7 separate regions of the Homo sapiens genome follow, and regions 1, 2, 3, 5, 6 and 7 are each linked to region 4. Evidence: chromatin contacts called from ENCODE Hi-C data. All regions are on one chromosome and are shown on one strand. Each heading gives the region's core, a stretch centred on a gene start or an enhancer-like site at or near the end of the contact. The rest is flanking DNA. Distances are from core to core; before and after follow the strand shown. Region 1 holds the start of ZNF345 (zinc finger protein 345). Region 2 holds the start of ZNF461 (zinc finger protein 461). Region 3 holds the start of ZNF567-DT (ZNF567 divergent transcript). Region 4 holds the start of ZNF235 (zinc finger protein 235). Region 5 holds the start of ZNF568 (zinc finger protein 568). Region 6 holds the start of ZNF146 (zinc finger protein 146). Region 7 holds the start of ZNF260 (zinc finger protein 260).

What was found. A loop is a pair of places that touch in the nucleus more often than their neighbours do. Pooled maps may share reads with other maps.
Region 1: a loop to region 4 is called in a pooled map, with 7 times the contacts of the local background. The contact joins the promoter of ZNF345 here to the promoter of ZNF235 in region 4. A Hi-C loop is called at or near these places in 2 of 50 pooled maps.
Region 2: a loop to region 4 is called in a pooled map, with 21 times the contacts of the local background. The contact joins the promoter of ZNF461 here to the promoter of ZNF235 in region 4. A Hi-C loop is called at or near these places in 5 of 50 pooled maps.
Region 3: a pooled map shows a loop between it and region 4 (15-fold over the local background). The contact joins the promoter of ZNF567-DT here to the promoter of ZNF235 in region 4. A Hi-C loop is called at or near these places in 5 of 50 pooled maps.
Region 5: a pooled map shows a loop between it and region 4 (17-fold over the local background). The contact joins the promoter of ZNF568 here to the promoter of ZNF235 in region 4. A Hi-C loop is called at or near these places in 5 of 50 pooled maps.
Region 6: a loop to region 4 is called in a pooled map, with 10 times the contacts of the local background. The contact joins the promoter of ZNF146 here to the promoter of ZNF235 in region 4. A Hi-C loop is called at or near these places in 4 of 50 pooled maps.
Region 7: a loop to region 4 is called in a pooled map, with 13 times the contacts of the local background. The contact joins the promoter of ZNF260 here to the promoter of ZNF235 in region 4. A Hi-C loop is called at or near these places in 5 of 50 pooled maps.

What each region holds. Positions count from the first base shown.
Region 1 is chr19:36,849,473-36,852,392 of GRCh38, reverse strand. It overlaps ZNF345 (zinc finger protein 345), which reads right to left and starts at 1,517. Exons shown (of 3, transcript NM_001242472.2): 1 at 1,425-1,517; 2 at 489-563. It also overlaps a transcript of ZNF790 not described here. RefSeq lists an enhancer at 1,755-1,994.
Region 2 is chr19:36,665,536-36,668,235 of GRCh38, reverse strand. It overlaps ZNF461 (zinc finger protein 461), which reads left to right and starts at 1,399. Exons shown (of 6, transcript NM_153257.5): 1 at 1,399-1,546. It also overlaps a transcript of ZNF567 not described here. RefSeq lists an enhancer at 1,093-1,222.
Region 3 is chr19:36,686,046-36,688,745 of GRCh38, reverse strand. It overlaps ZNF567-DT (ZNF567 divergent transcript), which reads left to right and starts at 1,297. Exons shown (of 4, transcript NR_110708.1): 1 at 1,297-1,478; 2 at 1,940-2,060. ZNF567 (zinc finger protein 567) reads right to left here and starts at 1,134. Exons shown (of 6, transcript NM_001322917.1): 1 at 1,112-1,134. RefSeq lists enhancers at 78-717, 1,278-1,327 and a silencer at 1,018-1,077.
Region 4 is chr19:44,303,757-44,306,456 of GRCh38, reverse strand. It overlaps ZNF235 (zinc finger protein 235), which reads left to right and starts at 1,432. Exons shown (of 5, transcript NM_004234.4): 1 at 1,432-1,486. RefSeq lists enhancers at 1-17, 18-519, 1,096-1,649.
Region 5 is chr19:36,914,911-36,917,610 of GRCh38, reverse strand. ZNF568 (zinc finger protein 568) reads right to left here and starts at 1,279. Exons shown (of 7, transcript NM_198539.4): 1 at 1,020-1,279; 2 at 1-32. ZNF829 (zinc finger protein 829) reads left to right here and starts at 1,320. Exons shown (of 6, transcript NM_001037232.4): 1 at 1,320-1,600; 2 at 2,360-2,481; 3 at 2,589-2,646. The coding sequence starts at 2,444. RefSeq lists enhancers at 1,195-1,574, 1,635-1,684.
Region 6 is chr19:36,213,671-36,216,370 of GRCh38, reverse strand. ZNF146 (zinc finger protein 146) reads right to left here and starts at 1,265. Exons shown (of 4, transcript NM_007145.3): 1 at 1,175-1,265. It overlaps ZNF565 (zinc finger protein 565), which reads left to right and starts at 1,706. Exons shown (of 5, transcript NM_152477.5): 1 at 1,706-1,749. RefSeq lists enhancers at 1,022-1,211, 1,322-1,751.
Region 7 is chr19:36,526,972-36,529,719 of GRCh38, reverse strand. It overlaps ZNF260 (zinc finger protein 260), which reads left to right and starts at 1,449. Exons shown (of 3, transcript NM_001166037.2): 1 at 1,449-1,501. RefSeq lists enhancers at 722-921, 733-1,441, 1,072-1,701, 1,442-2,152.

The DNA of each region.
Region 1 (2,920 bases), core at 268-2,767, 7.5 Mb after region 4:
GATCCGCCCGCCTTGGCCCCCCAAAGTGCTGGGATTACAGGCATGAGCCACTGCATCCAGCCACTATCAGCAATTTAATCACTAGGTATATATTCTAAAGAAATGCAAGCAAATGTGTACCAAAATATGCGCACAAAATGATCATAGTCACACTGCCTGTAGTAGCCAAAAATTACAAGACAAATGTCCATCAAGAGTAGAAGGATAAGGCCGGGCACAGCAGCTCACGCCTGTAATTCTGTCTCAAAAAAAAAAAAAAAAAAAGAAAGAAAGAAAAAAAAAAGAAAAAGAAAAATTAAAACCATCTGACAAATCAGTAAGGGAAAATCAGGTGTGGGAGGTGGGGTTTGAAGACACCACATTTTCTCAAAATGGAAACTCCAGGGATCAGGTCATCTCATAGGCAAGAATTTTCAAGAGAAGGAAAGCAACTATGTCCTGACAAAGAAAAAGGGATTTTTCTTAAACAAGAGGACAGGACAAGCTACCTTGCAGGTGCCTTGTGGATGTTCAACAGCCATTCTTTACTCCTGTTCGGAGGCCTCTATCCAAGCAGGGCAGGGCTGAGGAAGGAGAAAGCAGTCAGGAAACATCAGGTTCTTCTGAGAGGGAGTTGGTTTGACTATGTCAGAAGTTATCTTTGCTCAGCCCCTACTGCCCATCACCTACAGAGGAAGGTCAGAGAAGTCTAGGGCATCCTGCTTAATCCGGGCATCACAGACAACGGTAGGGTCAATGCCGTTCTGGGCAGAACCTGTCCCTGAGCTCACAGGGGTCTCCAATGGCTGAAGTCACAAAGACAAAGACTCCCCATACCTACATTGGCTATACGGACACATAGTCACACAAACTCACTCACACCGCAGGGACATAAACGTCACAGGCACCCCAAACCTAAACACAACACACAATCACACACTCATACACACCACGGGGGTAGACACGGACACAACCACAGAGTCCGTGGGCATCTCTCAAATTCCCAGTGACATACACCTTGGGGTCACAATGACAACAAATTCACACGCACCCTCCATCAACAATATCACCAACGCGCGCGCACACACACACACGGAAGCAGCCACAAACCTCAAAATTAAGGCATACTACACACAGTTCGGCAAATGGTAGTAAACACACACACACACACCCCAAGGGGACATACAGTCACAACCGCGGTCCAGGAACCTCACACTCGCAAACACAGTGCCCAACCCGGTCACAATTAAACTCTACTCACACCCGCACAAACATAAACAAAAAGTCCTCCTCCCCGCCCTCACAGTTCCATACACGGTCGCACAGACACACGCCCCCAGTCACAACCGTACACACTCCTCACAATCGCTCCTTAGCCTGTTCCCCACGCAGCCCACACAGGTCGGGAGTTCCTGTCGCGCCAGGCTCCGAGCCGCCTCACTTACGCCTGTTCGGATAGGGTCAGCTCCGTTCTACTAGAATCCACACAAGTCGACCCTAGCTATCTCACAAAGCCCCAAGGCCGCTTGCCCAAATCCGCGGGAAGATCCCGCCCACTCCTCAAGAGACAATCTAGTTATCGCGGGAGAGTGCCCTGGGCCTAGAGGCTTCTGGGAAGTGTAGTCCAGAAAGCGACAGGTTGCCGAAAGCTACAGCCCAGCCATCCCGATTCCCCTGGCGCGGACTCTGGCACCAACAAAACTATCTCTTTGAGGTGAGCTGCCCATCGGAGCCTTCCGGGAGTCTCACCTGACAAGGAGTCCCTAGACCAAGCTTTAGTCAGGCTCCTCTGAGCCCTTTTTGCTTGGCCAGGCCTCCTCCATAGCCTGCGAACAGCACTTCAGCAAGAATCCAGCTAAGCCAGTTTAGTAACAATCCCCCCACTCTTGATACTTAACTTCCTCTTAGTAATTTAGCATCCTTTAACTCCTTCACCCAGCCCGTTAGCTATAAATCTCCAGCTGCTGTTGTATTGGAAGTTGACTATTGCAATAGTCTTTAACCAAGTCCTTCTTGCCTGTTTAAGTCCTCTGGGGCAAGCTTTCTTTCACCCCGCCCAGCCTCAGAGGGCGGCTCCCGGGCTTCCGCCCCTCCTCGGGAGACATACTGGACCGCAGGGTCTCCTGGGAAACGTAGTCCAAGCCTCGCCGGGGATAGATGGGCCCAACTAAAGTGTGCTGCGTTCTCTGGGTCCTGAGGCGGCAGTCTGGCCGCAGTGACCAGACTAACTGTGCCCCGGAGGCTGCTTGGAATTCCACTTAACGCTGGAAGCACGCAGACGCTCTTGAGGCGGGCAGCTGCGTAGCGTGTGGAGGAGCCGGGAGAGCGCACCCCAATGTGGCACCTGAGCGTCTGGGACCGAACCAGCATGGGGAGTCGGAAGGGGACAAATCCGCGATCCCAGTCATGCATGTGAGACTGGGCAAAGGAAGGCTCGAGTGTGTGTGAGACCGCGGTGGGCCTGCTTGTGCTGGTGGGATGAGGGGTGTCTGGGTAGTTGAGTGAAAGAAACCGCGTGCGGGTCAGATTGGTGTGTGTGTGAGAGAAGTGAGGTCAAGATGTGTGCAGCTTTGGGCGTGGGGAGGTCATATTGAGTGTGTGGAGGTGGGGGGGGCAAGATCGTGTATGGATCTGTGTATGAGTGTGTGTAATCACCTGAATGTGGGTCACTGCGTGGGTAGCTGATACTATGACTGTGGAGGAATCTGAACCTCCAAGTCTCATTTTCTCTTTAAATTGTGATAACAAGGTTGTATCTTCCTGGTGCAGCAGTTTTAAAGGGGGGAAGCTCCATTACTGATATAATAAAATAGCATTTTTTATGTAAACATTTAACATTCAGACATTTCTTCTGAACTAGAGTACAAAATCAGTTATGAGTACTCCAAGTAGTTTAAAAAAGAAACCCGTCATAATAGATGCATATGGGGAAGATAAATAG
Region 2 (2,700 bases), core at 150-2,649, 7.6 Mb after region 4:
GGTGGCTCACACCTGTCATCCAATACTTTGGCCACTGAGACGGGAGGATCGCTTGAGCCCAGGAGTTCGAGACCACCAGCCTGGGCAACATAGCGAGACCCTGTCTTTACCAAAAAAATAAAAATAAAATAAATCGTTTTGGCCTGACCCGGTGGCTCACGCCTGCTATCCCAGCACTTTGGGAGGTGGATGCGGGAGGAGCTGAGGAGGTGGAGACTGCAGTGAGCTAGGATCGCGCCACCGCAGTCAGCCTGGGCAACAGGGCATGAAGACCCTGTCTCAAAAAGAGGCCGGGCGCGGTGGCTCACGCCTGTAATCCAGCACTTTGGGAGGCCGAGGCGGGCGAATCACGAGGTCAGGAGATCGAGACCATCCTGGCTAACACGATGAAACCCCGTCTCTACTAAAAATACAAAAAATTAGCCGGGCGAGGTGGCGGGCGCCTGTAGTCCCAGCTACTCGGGAGGCTGAGGCAGGAGAATGGCGTGAACCCGGGAGGCGGAGCTTGCAGTGAGCCGAGATTGCGCCACTGCACTCCAGCCTGGGCGACAGCGAGACTCCGTCTCAAAAAAAAAAAAAGAAAAAAAAAAAGTTGAGTGAAATATATGACGTACAGTTTTTTGTTGTTGTTGTTGTTTGTTTTTTCTTGCCCGGGCAACAGGGCAAGAAGACTCTGTCTCTAAATAAATAAATAAATGGAGTCAAATATATGACATACAGTTTTGTTTGTTTGTTTGAGAAGGAGTTGCTCTGTCGCCCAGGCTGGAGTGCAATGGCGCGACCTCGGCTCACCGCAACCTCTGCCTCCCGGGTTCAAGCGATTCTCCTGCCTCAGCCTCCCGAGTAGCTGGGATTACAGGCATGCGCCATCACGCCCGGCTAATTTTGTATTTTTAGTAGAGACGGGGTTTCTCCATGTTGGTCAGGCTGGTCTCGGTGATCCGCCCGCCTTGGCGTGAGCCACCGCGCCCGGCCAAAAAAAAAATTTTTTTTTAAATCGTTTCACATACAAATCTCACGCGCTACACCCTCACCGTCAGTTCATATCCACCTTCTCCTCCGGAGTCACCTTCGGACACGCGCACAACAAAACACCTTTCTCACCACAACTCCACAAAGGGAAGCCGGGTTAGTCCGCGCCCGCCGAAAATTATCTTCAGCCACAGCCCGCGGAGGCCGCCTTGAGGGGTTCGGGGCAGCCACTGTGCCTATTCCGAAATCCGTCCTCAGCGGAACCCGAAGTCCAGAATCCGAAAACGAACATTAACAGGTTGGCGTCACTCCAGCCTCGGGTGAAACTGCGCAAGTGCATCCCGGAGCCCGGCGGAACACACCCGCTCCACCCCAGGCGCTCTCCCCTCGGACTGCATTTCCCAGAGGACACTGCTGTCCACAGCTACTTCCGGTAGGAGCCTCGCAGGAATGGTCTCCGGGTAGAGGCAGGTAAGGATGTCCCGGGCCGGTGGAGAAGGAAGAGCTGGGCGTGTGGCTTCGCTTGGAATCCGAATCAGAGCTTGGACCAGAGCCTTCCCTGAGAATGCTGAAGGTAAGAAATCCTGGCTCACCAGTGCCGCGGAAGGGAATGTCTATAGTTTTAGGCCTCTGAGTGCGGGATCAGCCCTTAGGTGGGTGTGTTTTGAATGCGTGAGGAAGTAGGGTTTCTCTTTGGGCTGTGTGTTACTGTTGGGACAGCGACCTGGTGCGTGGGTGTGCTTTAGTGACAGTGTGATTGTGTGCCTGATCATTTGTGTAAATGGGGTTTGTAGGTGACTGTGACCATGATTGTGAATGGCTATTTGTGTAAATCTCATTTATTTACGTGAAAGAAAAAGCACATTTACAGGCCGGGAGCGGTGGCTCACCCCTGTAATCCCAGCATTTTGGGAGCCCGAAGCGGGTGGATGCCCTGATGTCGGGAGTTCGATACCAGCCTGGCCAACGTGGAGAAACCCCACCTCTACTAAAAATACAAAATTAGCCGGGTATGGTGGTGCATGTCTGTAATTCCAGCTCCTTGGGAGGCTGAGGCAGGAGAATCGCTTGAACCCGGGAGGCGGAGGTTGCTGTGAGCCGAGATCGCGCCATTGCACTCCAACCTGGGCAACAAGAGTGAAACGAAACTGTCTCAAAAAAAAAAAAACAAAAAAACATTCACGTTATCCTCAGGCTCACACGATCAGGCAGAGAGCTTCCACTCCTCTCAGTCAACTCTGGTCTCTCACACACAGACACACGCACATTCACCTCACCCCGCTCCTGTGCACACATCTAAGGCTCAGGACGCCCCACTCCAGAGATCTGTCATTCATCCATCTCTCATCCTTTCCTGACTACTTGAGGAGTTAGCTGTAGATTTACACACACAACACAAGCGAAAATCACATTGCTACCCCGCATTTATCATTACAGCCTCAGAAAAACACCACATATGTAGTATGCTTATGTACCTATGTGTTTGATTTTTTTTTTCTGAGATTTGGCCACAATACACATTGTTCTGCAACTTCCTTTTTTTTTTTTTTTTTTTGAGACGAAGTTTCTCTCTTTCACCGTGGCTGGAGTGCGGTGGCGCGATCTCGGCTCACTGCAACCTCCGCCTTCGGGTTTTAAGCAGTTCTCCTGCCTCAGCCTCACGAGTAGCTGGGATTACAGGCATCCGCCACCACACCCAGCTAATTTTTGTATTTTTAGTAGAGACGG
Region 3 (2,700 bases), core at 48-2,547, 7.6 Mb after region 4:
AAGCTCCGCCTCCCGGGTTCACGCCATTCTCCTGACTCAGCCTCCCAAGTAGCTGGGACTACAGGCGCCCGCCACCACGCCCGGTTAATTTTTTGTATTTTTAGTAGAGACGGGGTTTCACCATGTTAACCAGGATGTTCTCGATCTCCTGACGTCGTGATCGGCCCGCCTCAGCCTTCCAAAGTGCTGGGATTACAGGCGTGAGCCACCGCGCCCGGCCCGCATGGGCCCAATCTTACCCTCTGAAAATTATTTTGCCTCTTCCTCTCCATTAAAAAAAAAAAATCACTACTTATTTTACTTGTCTAATTACCAGAGTCAAATTCTACAGGCATATATAAAATGCCCAATACTCATAAATCAATCTAAACAATGCATACTTTAGTCAACACTCGGTTTCTCAAGCACTCCACCTAAGTCACACAGTGTGCCACATTCACAGTCATCATAGGTCGTGTACACCAAATACTTTTAAAATTAGGCATATTCATAGCTGTATCACCCACTACATAGTCATAATCCCATAGGCCCCCACGTCGTGCACAATTTCACAGAACTTCTACAAAAAGTAACAACCTTTCACTCACAATGCCCTCACTGTCGCCTCTCCAGAGTCGGACACAGGCTCAAACACAAATCGACTCGCATCTAATTTAAATTAAAACTTAAGACACGCAGGGACCCTATCACTTTCATAAACAACCGGTTCCACAACGTCACACAGAATAACACATTCCCCTACCACAACACACAGGACAGGTACGAAAAGCCACACACACACACACGGAGCGCCTGTTGTGTGCCAGGCCGTGCTCCAGGAGCCAGGGGACGAAAATCAGACGAAATTCCTGCCACTGGGGAGCTCACCCCCCGCCTCGGGCAACCGGTTCCCTTCTTCAGGTGCTCCCGGGCCCGCGCTCTGGTTCCTGCTTCCCTCCCAGCCTTCTCTGAGGCCCGGACTCGCACTTTCCTCCAGCCAACTCCTCGTCCCAGGTTGCTCCTCTTCCCTTCTTGCTTTCCCCAGCCCAGGCTCCCGCCTCCCTCCTCAGCCTTCCTTACGGGTCACACCGTCACCCGCCTTCTCCGCGCCCGCGGGACCCACCAGCCTCACCTTCGGTTGCCGGCCGGGCGTCTGCGCATGCGCACTCCCACGCGGACGATGCCTCCCAGGTGTCTCCGCGGCGCGTTCCTGCTGTCCACCGGCTACGCGCGCCTTCTCCACATCCGGGCGTTTCCGGCCTTGGACTACATTTCCCACAGGCGCCCGGGCGGTTTTCGAACTTTGATCTCTGGTTCCCCTTCCAAATTCTCATAGTGCGTGGCTGGGATGAGGGCGGCGCTCACGGTGAGGAAGCCCCGAGCTCCCGGGACGCAGACAGGGTGTGCAGGGCCGTAGCTCGGGCCTGTGTATGCACCTGTGCGTGTGTGTTTGATGCCAGGACAAGGCGGCGGTGTGCGCGGCGAGGAGGCTGCGACAGGTGCGTGATTGTGTTCCTGTCCCTGCTCGGATGCGGGACCTTTGGGTGGCCGTGGTCGGCTGTCGGGTGTGTGACACTGTAGGGTTTGAGACCTTCCATCATGACAGTGCTGCTGTGGCCGTGTGATGGAAGAGCCTTTTAGGTCTGTGGTGTTGTGTGTGTAACGGGTAAAGCTTCATTTCTGCAGTGCTGTGTTTAATGTTGGGACTGAGGGGTCTGTCGAAGATCTCCCCAATGTGCCTGTGAGGACTATGATCCATGCCTATGTTAAGCAGAGTCATCTTGCAATGAAGCATGGCCCGCGTTGTCTTCTCAGGGCACACCTGTCCCCAGTTCTCAGCCTGGTGTTTGACACAGGGGATCCTGGCGGAGTGCCCACCTAAGCGGCAGTTTTAGACTCGATTGTTTCTTGGGCTCTGCATCTCTGAGTTCCCAGCTTCCTTTTTTCTCCCGCTTTATAGCTGTATAGACCCCAGCTGCAGTGAAATGGCCATCAAAAAGGGAAGGGATAATCGAGTGGTGGAATAAAATCTGCAAACAGAAAAAGGACAGACCTGTTTTCGGAACGAGGCTTTTCGAGTTGTAAGTGTCCCTTAAGCAGAGTTCTGGGAAGACGTCGTGGGGAGAACCTAGGAGTAGGATTCCTTCCTCAGAGGCTCTCCCTTGGGAACTCTCAGAGGTCAGGTTCCATGTGATCCACATCATTCCCAGAGCTGTCTCCGCAGGAGACTTAACGTGAATTTTGAGAAAGTCCCCAGTCCTGGATATCAGTGACCCTGGCCTTTCCCTTGAATACTAAGAAGGGTTAGCAGTACTCCCATCTCCCTTTTACTTCCATCTGAGTATGTTTATGGTAGATGATGAGAGCTCGTGTGGTGGCAATAATTTTTTCCAATTTAGCCAATCTGGGTTCCAAGAAAGGTCTGATGTCTCATGATTCCTTACCCCTTCTCCCTTGCCTTGAGGTTCTCTAAGAGCCCTGAGGAAAGGGAACCATTGCTGAGCATATCTGAAAACCAAGGTCAAGGAAGTTTTGTTGTATTTTCTATTTTTGTTCTCTTTGATTTTGTTTTTCAGCAAGGGAGTATTTTTTCTCCTCCTGAAATGCTAGTCAGTGGTTAGGTTACTATTAGGCAGGGCCTTGTGAGGTGCTTTGACCAATAGAATGTGGTGGAAGTGATATTGTGAGACTTCTGAGACAAAGCTTCAGGAAGTCTTGCAG
Region 4 (2,700 bases), core at 183-2,682:
AAACAGCTGGCTGTCGAGAGGCTGTCGAGGGGAGCGGGTCGGCAAAAGAGCACACTGAAGAGACCGGCAGGCCAGCAGGCCATTAACCGGTGGAATAACGCAGTTTGGCCTGGGTAGTCGGAGGAGCGCCCAGGCCGCTGAGAGGCTGACTCCAGGCGAAAACCATCTCCCTTCTGGCTCCCCCTTCTGCTGAGAGCTACTTACAAATCGTTCTCCAAGGTTTCTCCAATCCTTGCACTCTTTCTCCAAGCCTATGTGTGATGCGATTCTTCTGGTACACCAAGGCAAGAACCTCTGGGATACAGAAAGCCCTCTCTTGCTTGCGATAAGTCAGGGGTCTAATTGAGCTAACACAAGCCTCCTACAGATGGCTGAACTAAAAAAGCACCCTATAACACACGCCCACTGGGGCTTCAGGAGCTGTAAACATTCACCCCTAGACACTGCCGTGGGGTTGGAGCCCTACAACCTGCCCGTGTGCATGCTCCCCTAGAGGTTTGAGCGGCTGGGCACGAAGAAGCGAGCCACACCCCATCACATGCCCTGGGAGAGGGAGAAGTGAACTTTTCCCGTTTCATCACAATTTACTTTCGGCACTAACATGATTGTTCAGCTGTCTTCATCAGCAGGCCTTTATTCCAGGAGATTCCTGCCCAAGCAAACTGTTTAATTGTTCATTATGGGAACTTCCACAGAGACCCATCAAATTTTCAATCTCTTCCAAAGAAAGTGTCAATAGATTGCAATTTAAGATTCTTTGCTTCAAAAATCCTTGCTATATCCACCAATCCTGGACTGTAGTATCATGATCATTATGCAATACTAATAAAATCCCTTGCATTGAAAGACCCGCCTTAAACATCCAGTTCTCAATCAGTTCCAACCTTGCCTTGACACTTTGCTCTGTGAAGGTGCCAACGCTCCGTCGAAGTGTTGTTCTCCATTACTGCAATCAACAATAAATTCTGTTTTTTGTCTTATCAACAGGTTGAGTTGATGATATTTGGGGAGCCGGCATTTGACACAAGTTTGAGATCTGGTGTTCCTTAACGTTCAGCGTCCATCGGAGCTCAGCCTAAGTCACTTTTACGCTTCCCATTTTAGCCTACCCTCTGCTTCTGCGAAAAATTTTGGTTTCTAACTTATTTTAATAATACAAGCTGCACTTTTCATTTTTATATGTCATCACTTTAAAAATTTTACAATTATTTTCTCATGAGCTTTTAAAAATGAATAAAACAAAAACGAATCTCACAGTAGTAGCACCAGAGAAGTGGCTCAAACCCAACCGGCTTGAGTCAAAACAAAGCCCAGCTGGTGGGAAGCGCTGCCCTTGGAGCATTCTGGGAACTGTAGTCCAGGAGTGAGAGAACTCTGAGACGCTTCCGCTTAGGAATTCTGGGAAGTGGAGTCCACGAACCGTGGGCACTCGGAGGCACTTCCGCTCCAGGAAGGCGAGGTCGGATCTGAGATATCTCCCAGGGAGGTGAGTCAGCTCCGGGTCTCCAAGACTTCTCCGAGCCCTCTTTGCCTAGGCGTGGGGCCAGCAATGAACCCGTCCTTGGCTTGGGGAAGAGAAGCCGCGGCCAGCGCTGGAGGGCGGGGTTGGGAGGCTGCGGGAGTTTGCGTCCCCTCGGCAGAACCTCTTGCGTGGGAGGCGGGCTCGCGTCGTCCTTCGAGGTTGAGGGTCTGCTGCCCTAGCCGTCCTCACGCACCTACCAGCCAGTCCTGCCTGCTCCTCGCAGTAAAATATTGGGCAAGTTACTTAATCTCTCCTTGTCTCAGTTTCCTCGTGCCTGTAAAGGGTTAGTGCGTTCCCAGTGATGTTCTTGTGAGAATTAAATGAGGTTTTATAGAAATAAGCTTAAAACCAGTGCATAGGAAAATGTTGGATGCCACCGTTAATTCTGTTATAATACTGAAAAAGACGCCTGTTGTTTGGAAACTCCTCTGAGTCTAGGAGATCCAGCTACGGAGCCGCTGTCCCTTCTCTAATCCTTGCCTGATGTGGGGCCGTTCCTGGATTCTTGGACTTTTCTAGCCTCTTGTTTAGGAGACAGGAATTAGTTCCAGCGGAGCCTGGGGAATGTCCTGTGTGTTTTATCTCAGATAAGCGATCGTCATTACGGATTTGCAGAGTGCCAGAGGTGTCCTGAGGCCCTAATAAATGTTCAGTATAATGTGGTTATAACCAATAATCCCGTGTGGTTAACTTAAGTGTAACACCATTTCTTAGAGAGTTTTAGGTTTTTATTAGTCATTGCTTTCATGCATGTGGAAAAAGAGACTTTCTTGAGGCTCCTCCAGCTTAGTAACATTTGCAAGTAATTACATCTGTTGGAGGAAAAAAAAACCTGTGGCAGTTTAACTATCATTACCAACGGAACTAATTATGTTAGACAACCAATCACAGTTACAGACTTTTCTGAGGGTAATGGTAACTCACAGGACAGAGCAATTATTTTTGAGTTCTGGGTTTCTTAAAAGATTCATTTTCTAGAAAGCATACTCAAAAGGGCAGTTTTATGAAGCATAATAGCACTTGCTTGTCAGAAGCTGCAGGAAATAGAGAATACAGGCATTATTATTGTCCCCATTCACAGGTAACTGAATTAAGGCACAGAGAGATTAATAATTCGCTTAAGGTTTATACTGCTGATCAGTTGAAAATAGGTAGAAATGCCAAAATTTGAAGCCAGG
Region 5 (2,700 bases), core at 30-2,529, 7.4 Mb after region 4:
GCCCAGCAATATGCTCTTTACAAGACACAGATCTGAAACATAAAGACACAAGGGGGTTAGAAAATGAAATTCTTAAGAAATACAATAAAACTTGAAAAGCAATATTATCAGACAAAAGAGAACCCGGACTAAAAGGCATTCACCAGGATAAAGAGGTATGTTTCTTAAGGTGGTAGACTGGAATTTTAGTCCAATTCCTCACACCCTCTAATAGATTATTATTCATACTCTTTGCGAGGTAACTTTGCTCTCCAACTGTGGGCATAATTGATTTTAGGCTTAGCCATGTGACTTGCTCTGGTTGAGGCAATCTCTCTTGCGCTCTGGTGACCCATCAGGAGCAGAGCATGCCCTGGCAACAAATGTCCTTTTGGCCTGAGACCCTGAAAGAACACATGCGGCGCAGATCTTAACTCGTCACGCAGCCTATCCACTCAGCCAAGCCCCACCTAGATCAGCTGAACACAGTCAATGCGCAAGCCTGTGAACAGGAGAGTAAGGACTTGCTGTTGTATGGCATTGAGTTCAGGGGTGGTTTTTAGACATAATTATTATCATGGCAATAGCTAACTAACATACATAAAAGCAGCAAGTCATAAGATAATAATGAACCTGAAAAGTTCGCCAAGGAATAGTGGAAAATTACAAAGGGCCAAGGGCTACTAGGGTAAAAAAGACAGCAAAGAAGACTACAGAGGAGTGGCCAACAAGGAGGGAGGATCAGTAGAAAACAAATAAGTGTTTTTCAAGCCGTTACCAACTGTGCCAAATGCTACAGAAAAGCCAGCTCAAGACAAGAACTACTAGACATATTACAATCACGCACACTTCGCCACGTTCACACTCGCTACAGCCTTAATCATAATCACACACATATCACACATTTCATCATAATCCCGCGCAACCAAATATCACAATCACCCCATCAGATTATTCGTGCCGTCACACTCACACACACAACCACACACCCACACTAACTCCCATCACAGTTTTTTGTCCCATCAACTGCAACCACTCACCATTAGCGTACCCTGAGCACTCCCCACTGCCGCTACTCGGGACACTCTGGGCCTTAGAGGATCCGTGTCCCGTCAACCGCGAGTCCCTTGCTCGCCCCCTGCTGCGGGGACTCGGCAGCGTCACCTGCCGGAAACACCCGAATGTTCATCCCGCGCGCAGTTTCTGAGATGCTGGGTGAAGGCGACCCGCAGATAGGTCTGTGACAGACGCCTAAAGCGCCGAACCATCCCTCCGCGCCAGCGACGTTTCCGAGGACAACACCTCCCAGCAGGCCCCGCGGCCCCACTCAACTTCCGGCCAGAACACATCTGCTTTCCTGTGTGAGGGTGAGGCTTGGGCCGGGTTCCCCGGGAGGCTCATCTCCATTGCGCAGCGCTACGGCGACCCGCAACTCCGAGGCTCGGCTGGATGTTGAGAGTTGAGGGAGCAGCCGTTTCGGGTGGGCCCAGGCGAGGAGCTGACAGGAATCGGCGTGGGTCCCGCTCTGGACTACATTTCCCAGAGGGCCTGGTGGCCTGCCACTTTTCTCGCAGGAATTCGAACGTTTCGTCACTCCTGGCGGGACCCTTAGATCTGGGAGGTGAGATATTTTGGTCCCCAGGAGAACTGGCTCAGGTCTGCAAGTTCCCATCCGGGATGACTGGAAAGGGCTTAGGTGAGGATACCGAAGACCGATGGGGAGCTGGCGCCTTGGGCCCCTGCGGGCGGAGCGGCCTGAAAGGTGGAGGTTGTGTTTGGGAGGCCGAGGCAGGAGGATCACGAGGTCAAGAGATCGAGACCATCCTGGCCAACATGGTGAAACCCCATCTCTACTAAAAATACAAAAATTAGCTAGGCATGGTGGCGCGCGCCTGTAATCCCAGCTACTCGCAGGCTGAGGCAGGAGAATCACTTGAACCCGGGAGGCGGAGGTTGCAGTGAGCCGAGATCGCACCACTGCACTCCAGCCTGGCGACAGGGCAAGACTCTGTCCCCACCCCACCCCACCCCCCCAAAAAAAGAGGGGAGGTTGTGAAATTGTCTGGGAGATAATAACACTGCGGCTTATGTGCGGATATGGGATACCTGTCACTGTGGGGGTTGTGGCTGTGTGTTCCCGTGGTGATGTGTGATTGTGACTCTGCGACAGTGTGGGGTGCCTACGATTGTGCAGCTGTAATTGTGTGTTTCCTATGGTGTGTATGTGATTGTAACTGTGTTGCCGTGTGTGGCTCCTTGTGGGCAGGTGAGACGTGCATGTCGCCTTAAGTGTGACTGTCCCTAAATGTATGTGGCATTCTGTGTATGAGTATGGGGTCCTGTCAACTATGCGATTGTGACTCCAGAACTCTGTCTCTAGGAAACCTCTCTGAGGTCTGGTCAGATTCCAACCCTGGACAGCAGTGAACACAACCTTTCCCCTGAGCCACTGGAATTGGACAGAATGCCCCATTCTCCTCTGATCTCCATTCCTCATGTGTGGTGGGTAATGGGGCTGGGGAAGAACTCTTACTTGACTAATCTGGGTACCAAGAAAAACCTGGTGTCTCACAGTTACTCTTCCCTCTCCCAATTTTACCTTTCTCCAGGTGTCACCCAGAAGAGGAGGAAAGAATGCATGATGAACTTCTACAAGCAGTATCCAAGGTGTGTTGGGGTTTCCTCTTTTTCTTCTGAAAATTCTTGCTTAAAGGAATGTCA
Region 6 (2,700 bases), core at 16-2,515, 8.1 Mb after region 4:
CCGCACCCGACCAAGATCACAGTAAATTAATACATTCACTTAAGTTTGCGCACACTTCTTAATGTCACATGGTATATTTATTTGTTCACATTTGTTATGCCCCTTAGTAGTATTTTAAAGTTCTTTCCTAATAGTTCTGAACCTTTAAGTTTCTTCCACAATACTTTATCTTTTTACTGCTATTGTAAATATTAGTTTTCTTCAACTATGTATTCTAACTGATATTTGTAAATTAGAAGGCTATTTATTTATAGATATTAACTTGGTACCCAATTACTTTATTTAACTTTTTGTAATTTAAAACTATGTCAATGACGACAGCGGGGGCGGGGTGATTTCCTTAGAAAACGCATCTTTGGAGACGTCAGTAGCATTCTCCATTACTTCACAAAATCCATACAACCTGAGAACGCCTCGACTCATTAAGGAATTAAGACACCTAGGATTTAGTCCAGACTCATAGATAAACACTGCAACAATTAAGCTTTCTTCAAAAAATGAGGATAACTGTGCCTAACCTAAAACCGTTGACTCCCTCATCCTGGGCGCCGTTATATGGGATTGCTTCTCAAAGCGTACAATGCTGTTTAGTCTAGGGCTTTGCTTAACAGCCCTATTTAAGTACCCCAAAGATGGGGATTTGAATAGTCTGAAGTAGGCACCCCGAAACTAAAGTTCCTTCGAAACACTCTCGTTTAATTAAAAAAAAAAGTCACGGTGATTTGCATGCCACTCCAATTAAAAAGAAATGCTTTTATATAAAAACTCGTTTTAAAATTATTCACCACTTAGCTTTTCCACCCCTTCAATTTTCAAGTAAAAAAGACGCTCCAGGAAGATGGCACCGTTATAATTATCAGCACTTTCGACAAGGGAAGTGCAGCTCAAACGTTATACCTCAATGCTGGTCTCCTACATCTCCCTCTTAGGCACAATCACACACAATCCCGCACCCAGTTTCACATTCACTCAACAATCCCAAACATCAGGTCAAACTTTGAGGACAAACTCGGTCACACTCGCTCAAACCCGCCTCAGAGGCCCCCATCTCCGCCCCGCACGTAGGCCAGAAGCTCTTACACCCACTCCCTGCCCTCGCGCCGCGCCCCTAAAGATCAGGAATCCTCCCCTTTAACCTCCCCGGTCCGACCGACCCGAGACGCCCAGATCCCACCTCCTACTTTCGCGCCACGTGGACCCAGGGGCCGTACTGACCCGCGGACAAAGACCAAAATGTCCACTCGGTGCGCTGCGCTTGCGCACTCGGAGAGCGAGGAAGCACTCCCAGAAGTCTCCGCGACGCGGCCCGCCTCGGTCACCGCGGCCAGGCCCAGGCTGGTACTGAATTACCTTCTATTACCAGCAACGTCGCTTCTCAGGCCTTGGACTACATTTCCCTTGAGGCTTTACTGGTCGACTCTCTGTCTCCTCCCCTCCCCCCGCGAACTTGGCCGCCTCCTTCTGTGACGATGGAGCTCTTGAGGTAAGTAGTCCTTTAGCGTCAGATGACTTCAAGCTTGCTGGAAGGTCTGGAGTGGCGACGCCCTCTCCGAAGACTCGTGGGCGCAAAAATGTCAAAACGAGCCAGGCCCCGACTCAGAGATAAGAGAACGCCATTCTGTCCGTGGCCGATCTAGCTCTGGACTACAATTCCCAGAGCCCACAGCGGCCTGACGTTACGTCGTTCTTGACGTCGTGGCGAGCTAGTTAGCTCCGCAAGGACCCGGACGCGACCAGGGGAGGCAGAAGGTGAGGGGTCTGGGAGTCCTGGGCGGGGCCGGGGCGTGTCCGGAGCCTCGAATCTGTGCGCGCAGGCGGGAGCTGGCTGCGGATGCGCCGTTCTGAATGTGTCTTTGTGGCTGTGTGGCTGGGTGTGGGTGTCTGCAACTGTGCACGTGTAACCGCCTGTCTCCAGGGTGTCTGGTGGTTTTTGTGTAACCATGTGTGATAGAGAGTATCGGGGTGCAGGGTCCTTGTGACCGGGGGTGATACTGCGTGTGTCCCCGTTGTATATGTGGCCTGTTCGCCCTGTTCCTGGGGTGTGAGTACAGTTGTGACTGTGTGACCACTGCGGGTGTGCGGTTGTGATTCATGTCTCCAAGGTGTGTGCGTGGTTTTGGTTGTGTGACACTGTGGCCGTGTGCAATTGCCTGTGCCTGTGACTGTGTGGTGACGCCGCTTGTGTATTCCTGTATCCCTTGGTGTGTGTGTTTGTGTGTATGTGTGTGGTGCTGTGTATGCGGGAGTGGGGTGCCACTGCTTGTGTGGGTTGCTTGTGTGAGTGTGACTGTGTGTATGTCCACAGTGAAAGTTCAGTTGTGACTGGGTGCCGTAAAGTACCAGTGATGGCGTGTGTCCCCTGAGTGGGTGTGTGACTGTGACTATATGAGGCATTTGTGGGTGTTGGTGTGTGGGGCTTGTGACTATACGGGAGTAACTGTATCACAGTGGAGAGTAGATTGTGTGACTGGGTGTGTCTTAGCGGGTGTGTGATTGTGACTGGAAAGATATTGTGACTGGAAAGGTATAGAGGTGTCTGTGATTGTGTCCTGTGTCTCAGGAGTGGATGTAGGGCCGGGTGTGGTGGCTCACATCAGCCCTTTGGGAGGCCGAGGTGGGAGGATCACTTGAGCCCAGGAGTTCGAGACCAGCCTGGCCTGTACAAAAAAAAAAAAAAAAAATTAATGGCTGGCACGGTGG
Region 7 (2,748 bases), core at 200-2,699, 7.8 Mb after region 4:
GGGAGGCGGAGGTTGCAGTGAGCCGAGATCGCGCCACTGCACACCAGCCCGGGCGACAGTGCGAGACTCCATCTCAAAAAAAAAAAAAATCAGGTCCTGGAAAAATAAAGCATTTCAGGAACAAAGAGAAAACTTCAAGGCACCTTAAACATGGCTTTTAGATATCACAACCGTTATTTCCTCTCCTCTGGGGAACCTCTCTTGGAGGACAGAAATGAGAAGGGAGACAATACACCTCCCCTAGGGCCCAAATGACAAGGCCAGAGCTTACTCTGCGTTCCCCTCCCCCGCCATGGGAGGGCTATCAGAGGAAACTGGGGCTTCCAACTCAAAACTCAGTGTCATAGAAAAATCCCCTTTACTATCACGGGGCCGAGCTGTCTTCTGCTCTCACATATGACTATGTGTGACATTTGGTCAAAGACACACAAACACAGTCTCAACTCCACGCACACCCAATGCTTCACAGTCACACACCCACCACTGTACACAAAGTCACAAGCACCCACCCTCCATACTCCCACACAAGGACACAGAGTCACAACTACATAAGTACAAAGCTCCCTATATCTGCACACAAACGAACATATGGTCACAGAGTTACAATCACACACCCACCGCGGGCACACAGTCACAGCTAACCCACACCCTCACACAGCGTTACACAGTCACACAATAACAGTCCTAACACAGGGACTCACGGGACACCCGCAGAGTCCTCCCCACATCCGTACACAAGGTGTCACACACAATCACAATCACACACACACTGTGCTAGGACATACATTCACAAAAACACAATTTCACAACCGCCCTTCTCGGCGCGTTCCGCCTGAACAGACTTAATACTCAGTCTCAACCTCCGCACCGGATTCCAGACGCTTCACCTCCAACCTCCTCCTGATCCTGTAGTCTCCGAGCCGACCCGCTCAGAGGCCAGCACCTGGGTCGCGTGCAGCTCTCCCCCGAGCCGCGGGAGTCGCGAGGGGAGGGGCCGAGGGCGCGGCGCCTTCTGGGAAATGTAGTTCAGCGCCACGCCCGCGATGAGCAAGATGGCGCCCGGCTTGAGCCCAGCCAAAGGGATTACCCTCATTCCCGAACCGTGTCTGAGAGTCTCCTGGGGTTCCTGGCTTAGTATCGCACCGTGGCTGTTACATAAAGTCAGCACAGCGTGTTTAAGCTGATGTTACACCACTACCCAATCCCAGGGATAGAGTAAACTAAGACTAAGGCCTTACACCCCTGCCCCGGCCAGGGAGACAGTCCCACAAGCTCTGGCGGAGGAAAAGTTCGCGCGAAAAGCTGACTCAAACCGCTGAACCTTCTGGGAAATGTAGTCTACCCTCAAAAGAGTGGCACGGAGGACGGGCCAAGATCTCTCGATTCCGTCCGGTTCTGAGTCGGGGCCTGGCCCAGCCCAGGAGACCTCTGGGAGCGCTGCCCGCGGAAGGAGTGCGCAGGCGCGGAATCTCCGACTTGCCATGGTCGTCTTTGTCTGCCGGTGAGTTGGGTTTCGGCCCTGTGGGACTTGGGTTTCTGGACACTGAAACGGGCCAGGGACGCTGGAGGGGAGGATTTGCAGTGCCTGCGACGGGGCTGGGAGTATGGAGGGGAGGAATCGCCTTCTATGATGTGCGGTGATCCGAGCTTGTGTGGCTGGGGGCAGGGGTACAGTTCGGGTGGGTTCGCGGGTGGGTGACCGAGAGTGTGAGGGGGTGTTGAGGGTGCAGAGTTAGTGAGAAACTGGTTCCAAGTTTGTGAGGATGGACGGATGGCTTTGTGAGGTAGTAACCTCTAAGCCTCACTTTTCTCATTTCTAAAATAATAAAGATGCGTTTTCTGGAAAATAGGAAACGGAAAAGGCTAAGGAATTGAGCGGATAAGTAATTTTAAAGGTGATTTTTTATATAAAAGCAGACCTATTGTGGAGTAGAAAACAAAATCAGCATTACCTTTCCATTATTTTTTTAAAGAGGCAAGATTTCGGAAAAACTTGTTACTGGGTGCCTGTACACCCAGTAGGCATTGACTTTTCTTAATACTTTGGAGAAACTTTGGTGCAGTTGCTTGGAGAAACCCTGAACTAAGGAATATCTTTAAGAGGTAGTTTCCAATAGCGCAGACGGCACAGAATTTGGAAGCTACTTGTCCTGCCTTTAGCGCAGAGGTCAAGAAACTCCCTAGTTCGTCAGTGAGGGCAGCAATCTCACTCCTAATTTAATCAGGGTTTCCCCAGCCTTTTGTAAATATAGGGGAAATTCTTTTCTTGTGTATACAAAGATAGAAGTATCCTATCTTCAAGTATCTTGTCACACTTATTCTTAACATATCAACATATTCAAGTATCTTGTCACACTTATTCTTAACATATTTTTCAATAAAATAAAAAAGTAACAGGGTTAATAGTTTTGAAATATACAGAAAAAGTAAAAGATACAAAGAAGACAGGACTTAGTTTCTGCTTTTCCCCTAACTATTGGTGTTTCTAAGTTTCTGGCCTTGATCATCTAAGTACTCCTATCAGCAACAACATTACACTGCCATCCATGGCTTCATCTAATACAGATGACTAATAAATGTCTGTTTCTGCTGGAGGCTTGTCCTGAGCTCCTAATCCATATTATCTAATTGCCCAATGTGCAGTCCACCTGGAAGTTACAGGGAACTTCAAGCTCTTTATGTCTAAAGGGCTCCTTCTTCCTGCAGTCTGCCTCCATCTATTTCCCCTCTGTACCTGTTTCAGCAATT